Regions from separate parts of the Homo sapiens genome. Here region 1 is linked to region 2. Evidence: read pairs that join two places in POLR2A ChIA-PET (ENCODE). Cell type or tissue: PC-9. All regions are shown on one strand. Links, peaks and the distances in the headings refer to the core of each region. The heading gives the core; the rest is flanking DNA. Region 1 overlaps LOC124903006 (a long non-coding RNA gene). Region 2 overlaps LOC105369958 (a long non-coding RNA gene).

The links. Peaks named below come from ENCODE experiments on the same cell type or tissue, not always from the same donor. Only the 100,000 strongest peaks of a DNase experiment are listed, where the experiment ranks them.
Region 1: POLR2A ChIA-PET joins it to region 2 with 16 read pairs; 3 of 35 experiments call an interaction of 5 or more read pairs at or near these places.

What each region holds. Positions count from the first base shown.
Region 1 is chr12:105,559,886-105,565,263 of GRCh38, forward strand. LOC124903006 (a long non-coding RNA gene) reads left to right here. Exons shown (of 2, transcript XR_007063439.1): 1 at 1-1,874. Among named protein-coding and RNA genes, the nearest start is that of CASC18, 140 kb to the right of the region's middle. RefSeq lists an enhancer at 1,814-2,593. In PC-9, for the core only: no CTCF peak of the experiment used is centred there; DNase peaks (open chromatin) are centred at 2,166 and 2,636; H3K4me3 peaks cover 1,332 bases; H3K27ac peaks cover 1,588 bases.
Region 2 is chr12:105,490,682-105,496,059 of GRCh38, forward strand. It overlaps LOC105369958 (a long non-coding RNA gene), which reads left to right. Exons shown (of 6, transcript XR_007063438.1): 1 at 1-1,748. Among named protein-coding and RNA genes, the nearest start is that of C12orf75, 160 kb to the left of the region's middle. In PC-9, for the core only: no CTCF peak of the experiment used is centred there; a DNase peak (open chromatin) is centred at 2,210.

The DNA.
Region 1 (5,378 bases), core at 181-5,180, 69 kb after region 2:
CAATGTCCGCATTTCTCTCCCTACTTAGGCTTGAAACCCCAGGTTTGCCTTTGCTTTTCCTTTTTCTTATCCTATTCCTCTACTCAGAAGCCAGGTCTCCCAGGTCCTGTGTTTTGTTTTCTCCAACTCCCATCATTTTCTTTCCTTTACTCCTGCCCCGCTTCCAGTTCTAGGTCCTTACTTTGCATTTTGGGGTGGTTGGTGTAACTTCCTCATCGGTATCTCTGACTCCTGCTTCTCCTCTTCACACTCCATCTGGCATACTCAGAGATCCAGCTGAAAAATAGAAGGACTCTAGGAGAAAATAGTGCGGACCCCTTTTGCTGGCATTTTGAGCTCTCTGCTACTGGCCCTCTCTACCTTCGTAGCTTCCATCTGCCAGGCAGCAGCCAGCTTGTCCACTCACTGCTCCCTGAACGTATCTGGTGTCTCCCTGCCTCTGAGCTTTTGCTCATGCTGTTCCTGCTGTTGAGGATGCTGGATTTGCCCTGCTCTTCAACACCCAGTTAAGAGGTAGTCCCTGATGCCACAATCAGCTGGGAACTCGATATCACCTCTGCAATTTGTACCCCTGATCTTACACCTTTTGCATGATACTTACATTCAGATTGATACTCTAGGAGTTCTTGATTTTTTTTGTGATATTACTGAGGGAGCTTTACTTTTTTAGACCCTGACATGAGAATGTCAGCCATGTTTGTCGAGAATGTGAGTTCTCTCCAGCAGCAGATGCTGAGTCCGGTAGAGCTGAGATGAGGACACCTGACACAACCCAAGTGGGTGTCTGTGGTTGCACTTGAGTGGCAGGGGATGGAGGAGCAACCAGGGAGATGGCAAAATATGATGTGTCCCGCTTAATGTTCCTTCTTCCTGGGATTCTCCAAATCTTCAGTAAAGATAAAATTCTTGAAGCAAGAAGAATTTCTGTAGAACCAGAGAAAACATTGACTCATGGGTCGGTGGCATCCCAGGTGACCTAGGAGTGGGTGGGCCAAAGAAACATGAAGAGCCCACCTGTCAGCTGCCTGCAGGGACTGTGGAGATGCCTTGGTTCCCATGAAAGGTGACGAGTGTAGTTTCTGATGAGTTCAATGCCATTTCTTTTGCAGAGTGGCTTGGGGGAACCCAGATGGCATCTGGGATAGATTTCTCATCCTGTCTGAGAGATTCTTGGGGAAGAATGCTAAAATCCTTCCTTTTAGTTCCTCTGGTTCGATGCCTAGCACAGCAATTGTTGATTTAAATAGAGATACTGAGGCAGGTGGTGATTTCTTTGCAGGGGAGTACGTGCTACCAGACAGTTTGTTTCTCCTACTTAGTATTACATAACGTGCTCTTTCTCCCATTTTTATATATGATCCTCACAGTGAGCATGGATGAGAGACTTTGTATACAGAGAAAGAAAATGGGACTCACAGAGGGTGAATGACTTCCTGAAGATCGCACAGTTAGAAAGTGGCAGAGCTGGGACTTAAATCCAGAGTTCCTGGCTGCAAATCTAGTGCTTGGTCAGTCTTCCATACCAGGCAGACTCCTGAGTTCTTATACATCAAGTAAGGCTGAACTGGGAGAATCTGGGAAGCTGGATTGCAGTGCCCTCTCTATTAACTCCCAAAGGAAAATGATATAATTTGAGAGTATGAGCTGATGCTAGGACTCTCTCTTCTTTCTTACATTATCTTCATGGAACATTTTGGTCATGTACAGATACGAAAGAGTCCCCAGAATGTCTTCCAAAGGAATTTCAGGACCCTAAAGCCTGGAAGCATCAGAAAACATTAGTCATCTGGATCACTGAACCAGAGCACTGCTTTGAAATGTAAAGGATTCCTGCATGAATGTCCACTCCACCCAGAAGACCGTCATTGTTGCTGGTAGGGTGTAATCTACAATTTGTGGCCTTCACCATTGTGTCATGCATTGATTCCTACATCAAGAGCCACGTGGGGTACATGTCATTTTCCTTCTCTTTACAAATGAGAAAATGAGGCTCAGATTAAATTACTTGCCCACGTTCATGCAGCTAGTAATGGAGAGATGTGGAATACAAAGCCATATTATTTCTTAATTCAAATGCTGTGTTCTCAGCCACGATGCTATCATGCCTGCAAGTAGACATTTGCTGATTGAATGGAGTTGAATCACACTACAGGAGTGAGTGTGGATAAGAGCCAAGTGTCTAGTACAGACAGAAATGTGCAGGAGTAGAGAGAAGGGTGGATTGCCGGGAGAAAGTGTGGCACTGCCATCAGACTGTAGGTGGCCTCGCCATTGGGTCAAGCAAGTATTTGGTGCTGGGGAGTATGGAGGGGGCACACGGGCCTTCTCAGGCAGCCCAAGAAGGACGAGGCCTTATAGGAAAACTGACTTAAGATGAACCCTGCCAGAAAGGGCCACTCCGTCACCAGCCTTGTCTGAGGTCATATTTCAAAGACTGGCTCAGGGCCACTGGCTGGGGTGCAGGGCTGTGAGATCATGGCTGAGCAATCTGACTTTTAAAAAATATAAGGACCAACTTGGGAGTTTTATCGCAGTTCTGCGTTCTGCCGCCCAGGCATGAAGTCAGCTGGCCTGCTTGTGACAGGGAGCATTTCACTTGTAATTAGCTGGTTTTTTTTTTTTTTTTTTTTAATATTCTGCCTAAACTGCGGTGTGGTGTGAGTGAGCCCGCTCCCTTGGAGCTGCCCCACAGCGGTAGCGGAGGTGAGTCATGGCCATAAAATCTGGAAAGCTCGTAGGGGGATGGAGGGCGGTGGAGAAATATAAATTATTGTGATCGTCTTTCAGGAGCGCTCGAGTTAATTATTGTACTTTCGCCAGCTGCGTTGTGCCTTCATCAATGCCGAGCCAGAAGTGATGGTTTTAGTGGGGAAAGAGTCGTTCTTTAATGGGGCAGAGGCCCACGAAGCCCTGTGTTCTTTTGAGGGAGGTTGGGTGCATGAAATTCCCAGCACCAGCTGGAACCTGTGCGGATTTGCTCTGAGACACTTGGGTGTGAGCAGCGTCACGTTTTCTTTATTTTTCTAAAGCAAATAAATCTGGCTTCGTTCTCCACCTGCCAGGGCTGGCAGGCAACCCATTCTTAGTTATGTCTTTTTTGATGGGGCAGGGGGGGCAGTGAGGGGTTCTTTCTTTCTTTTTTGGGGGCATAAGGAAGCCCTGGGAATTAGGTAATTCAGCAAGATCTAAAGGCACCTTCCTGGCCTTGGGTCCACTATGAAGAAATAATTGCTCATTGCCTGCAAAGTACCATTTTGAAGGGGCTCCTCATCTTCCTCTATCCCAACCCTGGGCCAGGGGGTCTGGGAAGAGGCTCCCACAGCTTGTGACCTTGTGTTATCCCTAGGCCCAAGCTTCATTATCCACTATCTGGTGCCGTAGGTCTCCACTATCAGAGACTTTTAAACCACGGTTTCTTCCCCAATCTCAAGGAAAACACATAACATCTCAGTTTGAGTCACCTCTCCTCTGTCTTTCTTTTTTTAAATTATGTATTATTTATTTTTTATTTGAGGACAGGGTCTTGCTCTGTTGCCCACGCTGGAATGCAGTGGTGCATTCTTGGTTCACTGCAGCCTCAACCTCCTGGGCTCAAGCGATCCGCTCACCTCAGCCTCCTGGGTAGCTGGGACTATAGGCACGTGCCACCACGCCTGGCTAATTTATTTTTTTTTAAGAGATGGGGTCTCACTCTGTTGCCCAGGCTTGTCTCAAACTCCTGGCCTCCAGTGGTCCTCCCACCTCAGCCTCCCAAAGTCCTGGGATTACAGGTGAGACACTGCACCTCACCACACTTCACCTTACAGGTGAGAGCCACCTCCCCTCTCCTGAGAGAAAGAAAAAGAAACAAAGACAAGAAAAGAAAGAAAAGCACCAAACCAAATCAATCAAACAAAAACAGAAGTTATATTAAATGTTTTCCTTGGCTATTGGTTCAGAAAAGGAGAAAATGACTTTTTAATTCTTTATATCTCCTCTGGCAAGAAGAGGTCGAACCACTTCTCCATAAGCTTATCATCACTCCAGCTGCGTGACCTTGAGCAAATTACTGACACACTCTGAGGCTCAGTTTCTCACTGGAATATTTTAAGGATTAAGTGATATGTCCCATGTCAGGCACTTAGCATGGAGCCCGACCTGGAGTTGGCTCTCAAAACATGGCTATTTGTGGAGGACTGTGAGCTCTGTGAAGTTGCCTATAGCTTCTCCACCCTTGAGGACAGGGGCTGTAGTTTGCTTATCTCTGTATCCTCAGCAACTGGGCACCCAGTAGGCATCCAAAAATACTTGGTTAACTGGATAGTTGTAAAAGGCGGAGATTTCAGAGAGGCTGAGAAGACCAAGCTTCCTTTACCAGCCCAGGCCAACTGGCCTTCACGTTGCATGTCCATAGTAGACCCATGCATGCATCTTGGGCATGTGCAGTGTGTGACTCAGTGGTGTCAAGATGTAACCAGGAGGACTGCAGATTTGGTATTGCTCACTCTGGATACCAAAATCTTGACTATAATAGATAGGGTGACTTGAACATTTTCTACGTTTTAACAAGAGTGTATTTCCCCATTGCCCAGCCTTTATTAGGGCCCATTTCGGGGGCTTTCTCTCCCATCCTACCCTTGGTTTCTGTGAGGTTTATAAGTGTCTCAGGTCACTGAGAAAATGGGGGTATGCTACAAGAAGAGTTTGATGGGGCTTAGATAAATCTCAAGTCACAGCAGATGACTTTCTTCTGTATGATCTATGAGCAAGTCGCAGGTGATATATAGATATATATAGCTAAGCTGGCTTCTTTACCCAGTTGACTTGGAGTGCTCATTTATATGGGGTAGACTATAACCTGCATTTATATGGTTGGAAGCCTTCCAGGCACTGACCAGCAGATTCCTATGGCTTCCCCACTCTCCCTATTTAAGCCAGCTTTGGCCCTCTTCATTCCAGTGCTCCTCACCCAATTCCCATCTCCTGTAACGTCATACCTCTGGTCTAGTTGTTCCCCTGTCAGGCCAGGTGACACAGGAATGAGCTTGTCTTTCCTCCCATGCTCTTTCCAGTTTTTTATGGCTATAGCTTAAACTCTGCACTTTTCTGCCCTAACACCTTCCTTTTTGAATCTCAAGAAACTATTTTGGAAATAAAAAAAGTTACACATCGCCTGGTTTTTGTTTTCTCAGTCCCATCTCTTCTCAAGGCTAGAGATGCTCAAATTGACCAGGGAAAGTGTATGAAGTGAAAATGAGAAAAAGAACAGCACCCAGTATATCCTTGTGGTATGTATAGGCCTATATCCTGATACCTGAAGGAATTCTTCCACCTGGAACTTTATGAAAAGGACCGAAGAATTTGCAGGAAGAACTCAGCTGACCTGCTATTAAAAGAGA
Region 2 (5,378 bases), core at 157-5,156:
GTGACCTCACAAACCTGCCCTGTGAGTGGCATCTTAGATACTCTGGGCTACAAGAGCCTGAGCAGATTCAACAACAACAATTTTTGTGTGCATGTGGCATGAATCATTACAAACAACTTTATATTCATTATATTTTTTGTTCTTCACAACACCTCCTAGGAGCTGACTTTTATAAATTTTACTTTATTATTATTTTTTTGAGATGGAGTCTTGCTCTGATGCCCAGGCTGGAGTGCAGTGGTGTGATCTCAGCTCAGTGCAACCTCCACCTCCTGGGTTCAAGTGATTCTCCTGCCTCAGCCTCCCAAGTAGCTGGGATTATAGGAACCTGCCACCATGCCCTGCTAATTTTTCTATTTTTAGTAGAGATGGAGTTTTGCCATGTTGACCAGGCTGGTCTCAAACTCCTGACCTCAAGTGACCCTCCCACCTTGGCCTCCCAAAGGATTATAGGTGTGAGCCACTGTGCCCAGCCTGTAAATTTTATTTTTAATTGACAAATAATTATAAGTACTATATATTTATGGGATATGATGTGATGTTTTGATATATGTTTATATTATGAAATGACTAAATCAAGCTAATTAACAATTTCATCACCTCACATATCTTTTTTTGGTGAAAACATCTAAAATCTACTATTTTAGTAATTTTGAAATATACAGTACATTATTATTTATTATAATCACCATTCTGTGCAAAAGATCCTGAAAGCTTATTCCTCCTGTCTAACTGAAATTCTGTGTCTTTTGACCAACATATCCCCTTTCTCCATTCGCCCTCGTCCCCCAGCTCCTGGTAACCACCATTCTTCTGTATACTTCTATGAATTTGACTTTTTAAAATGCTACACGTAAGTGATGGACATCATGCAGTATTCATTTTTCTATGTCTGGTTTATTTCACTTAGCCTGATGTTCCCCAGGTTCATCTGTGTTTTCACAAATGACAGAATTTCCTCCTTTTAAAAGGCTGCATAGAATTCAATTGTGTCAGCATATTACTTTTTTTTAATCCATTCATTGATAATGGACATGTAGGTTGCTTCCATATTTTGACTATTGTGAATAGCCAAATAAATGTGGGAGTGTAGATATTTCTTTATCATATTAAGTTCCTTTCTTTTGGATTATACACCCCAAAGTGGGATTGCTTGGTTTTCTGAGGAACCTAGGAATTATCTTTTATTTTTCTTATTTTGCAGATTAGCAAACTGAGGCTCTGAGAGAGACTCTGCAATTAGGGCTTGACTATAACCTGGTTAATAAGTAATAAAAAAAAGGTAACGTTTACTAAGCTCGTACTACGTGCCAGATGCTGTTCTGTTTTAATGCATTATTGCCTTTAATTCTCAGTAACAATCCTGTGGAATGTTGTTACCATTTCCCTGTCCCCACCTCCTTTTTGCAGATGATAAAAGGATGCATAGAGAGATTAGGACAACTGCGTAAGGCTAACAGGTGCCAGTGGTAGGTTTTAAACCCAGAGAGTTAGGCTCTGTAGAACTTACACCTCAATATTTACATAAGCAACATGATTTAGTATAATAGCTTGGAAACTCAAGACTCCATTTTGAGCCCTGAATCTGCCTCTCATCTTTTTGCTACTTAAAGTGTGGTCCACGGACCAACAGCCTTAGCCTCACTTGGGAGCTGTTAGAAATACAGGATCTGAGCTCCACCCCAGACTGACTGGATCAGAATCTTCATCTTACTTAGATCTCCAGATGATTCACCTGCTCACTGAAGGTAAGCACTGTCTCACCAGCTTTGCCCAAATCACAGAATCTCTCTCGGCCTCAGTTTCTCCAACTGTAAAATGAGGACAGCATCTGCCTCTGCCCCTTCTCAGGGCTGCTATGGAGATCAAAAGGCAGGAGGTATGTGGAAAGGTGTTGTAAATTGCATAGTGTTCTACAAAGGTCAAAACCAAACAGTGAACCAGAGCATTAAAGCTTTAGAGACAACTCGACAAATAGATAATGCCTTTTATCCCCAAGGCTTGGCTGGGCAGGAACTCACAGTGCTGTGTGTTATACAAAATAACCAGACAGAAGAAATGCCTTTTACAAGCAGTTCCTGGAAATTTCTAGCTTTATCAAGGAATTTGGTTTCTCCAGTTCACTGCCTAGTGAAAATAGCTGCTCCTTAATAAGACCCAGATGTTGACACAGCCACTCACCTTCCCCATTGCATGGATGCGTTTCATACTGAATTTCACCTAAGGAATTTTAGACTTTAAAGATAATAATCAAAACCACTGCTAGCTTCCCTTTGGGATTCTTGCTGATTTGGGAGATCAAAGGTGTCGCAACAATACAGTGAATGTAGACAGAAAGTGAGGTTTCTTGCCTGCTAACAAAAAGATGAATGCAGTATAACAATGACCATTTTAGCACTTTTGTCCCCAGGTACTTCTGCTTAAAGTAGGTTCTCCTCTCAAATATTTTTATAATTTCCCCCGACTGTCCTTCTTTGCCTCATGCTATCGGCAAACGTGGCTGGTGCGCTAACAACATTAGCTTCTGTTTCAAATACAATTAAATGGATGCCCTTGCTGGTTAATTCTTGGCATACCTAAAAAATACTTTCTCCACGTCTAGGAAAAGTATGAGATGTTTAAATTCCAAACAATGAATGATTCCCAAGGGCATCTCACATGGAGTTTCACGGGATGGGAATCTGGCTCAAAGGAAGGACGTCCTCCATGGTGGCCCCTCACTTTTTCCGGAGGCAGCCTGATTTGACTTTCTGTGAGTGGCTGAGAAATAACATAACTCTTGACTTTGGGGAGAGCTCTGCACTCTTGTAGACCCACATAGAGAGACCAGGCTGTTTTCATTACGCACTTGCTGGAATGCAGGGATCTGCTATAGGTCACCAGGGATTTCACAACCCCCAAAGCAAGAATGGCAGAAATTTGACTTTTAGAGACCCTGCCACTCTTCAATTTGCTATGTGCTTTCCTCCCCTTCTTTAATGAAACTATTGAGGGAGATGGTCTCGAAATTGTTTTTAAGGGCCAGATAAGTAGGAAGTTTTCTCACTGAGGCCTTCCTTCTCCAGGCAAGGGTATCCTGTGAGCATGGCCATTAGCCCCAAGACAGAGGCATATACTAGGTTGGTGCAAAAGTAATTATGGTTTTGCCATTAAGAGTAATAAATGGGAAGCTTCTGATTTGGGCCTTGGTTGCACCCCAGCTTTGCCACTTACTAGCAGTGAGACTTGGGTGATTACTCAGATTCTTCTGAGGCTCTGTTTTTTGGCTGTCAAAATGGCAAGCAACATCTCAGAGGGTCCTTGCGGAGATTACATGAACTCCTGGCTCATGCTACTAATAATCTGTGGATTTCTCTAGAAAAATATTGTTTTCTTTCCTATGGGAAGCCACCACCGTCAAACTTTATTTTGAGTTGTATTGTTTTAAAACTATTTAAGAAGGGCAATAAATATTTGGTCTATTTAAAGAGCAGGCTAGGCTGGGTGCGGTGGCTCACGCCTGTAATTCCAGCACTTTGGGAGGCCGAGGCAGGTGGATCAGGAGGTCAAGAGATTGAGACCATCCTGGCCAACATGGTGGAACCCCATCTCCACTAAAAATACAAAAATTAGCTGGGTGTGGTGGCGTGCACCTGTAGTCCCAGCTACTCAGGAGGCTGAGGCAGGAGAATCGCTTGAATCTGCGAGGTGGAGGTTGCAGTGAGCCGAGATCATGCCACTGCATGCCAGCATAGGTGACAGAACGAGACTCCATCACAAAAAAAAAAAAAAAAAAAGGAGCAGGCTAGATAATGCTATGAACCCAGGTCGACATCAGAGGCTGCTCTCGGTGGGAGCTTCAGGCCCACCCAGACCATTTCAACAAATGTGTATGGAGTTCTTGCTCCAGTGCAGGCACTGTGTGTGTAAGGGGCTTCCATTACAAGAGTGGATGAGACACTAGTCCCTATGGTTAAGAGGCTGAACGTTAGTGGGGGAAAATAAGTAAACTGGCAATTACAAAACAGGGAGATAAATGCCACAATGAGGAAAAGATAAGGTGCTAAGAACACTGGTAGAGACCTGCAAGCTGGGGGAAGATGTACTCTAAAAGACAAATGAGACAGACCAGGGAATGCCTGTGCAAAAACCTGGAAAGATTGTCAGTAGGACCTCTTGGAGAAGCAGCAGCCCCTCGCTTTGATCTTGCTCTGATAAACTAAACAGAATTAAAGGCTTTTGATGATGAAAGTGTAGGAAGCTCCATGTCAAGTTCTGACATACTGAGTGAAGCCAGCAGAATCATAGAAAGTAGAATTGTATAGCTGGAAGGGCCTATTACAATTCTCTCAAATAACTAGGTCATTCAAGTTCTGTCTTCTCCACAGGCATTCTTGGATCTTCTTGGGGTCACCTTGTTACTCCCCAGCCTTGCCTTGCTCTCTTGAATCTCCATGCCTTTGTTCTCTCCATGCCTGGAATCTCTCCTTGCCAAATCTGGCTTATTTCTATATGCCTTTTGAGACTCAGTTTAAATGCCCTTTGGTTTCTTCATTCATGAATCATTCCTTCACAACTCACTGTATCAGTTAGTTATTGCCACAATCATGCTGCATAACAAATAAGCATACAACCGCAGAGGTATACAATGGTTAGCACTTTTTAGCTCAAACAGCTGGGTGTTGGCCAAGGGCTGCTGATGGAGCCTGGGCTCAGTGGGAAGACCCTGCTCTGCTCCATGTTTCTCTGACCTTTCTCCTTGGACCAACAGCCTAACCTTGCTTGGGATGCTCTTCTTGCAATGATGGCAGAGCTGCTATAGGGAAAACAGAAAAACACACAGGCCTAAAAGGCCCAGGCTTGGAACTAGCATTCCCTCACTTTTCTTGTATTCCACTGGCCAAAGCAAGTTGCATGGCCAAACCCAAGTTCAAGGAGCAGGAAAATGTACCCTGCCCCTTAAGTGGAAAGAAGTGTAAAGTCACATGGCAAAGGGCAAACTGGGACCAAGAATGCAGTCTACCACATTAACCTTTGTATCTCTAGTACTTGACATGTGATAGGAACCCAGTATGTGCTTCTGACCTGCAATGAGAAAACTAAGCCAAGAGTGGTAAAATGACTTGCCCAAGTAACCTGACAGCAAGACAGGTCAATAGAAAGTGTAAGGTAGGACGCATTCAGTAAGAAGAATAAAGCTGGAGAGGGCTTTCCCAATGATTTAGGCTGACTCCCTCTTTTTATACATGCTCAAGAATATGAGTGAGATTGAGTGACTCATTTAAGATAATATAGTTCATCCACGACCCAGCTTGCCTTGAAGTGAAAAATGCCCTGTTCTCTTCTGAGCCCCTCTGGTATGGCATCTGTGAAGTTGGAAGCTGGAGCTAGTTGAGGGC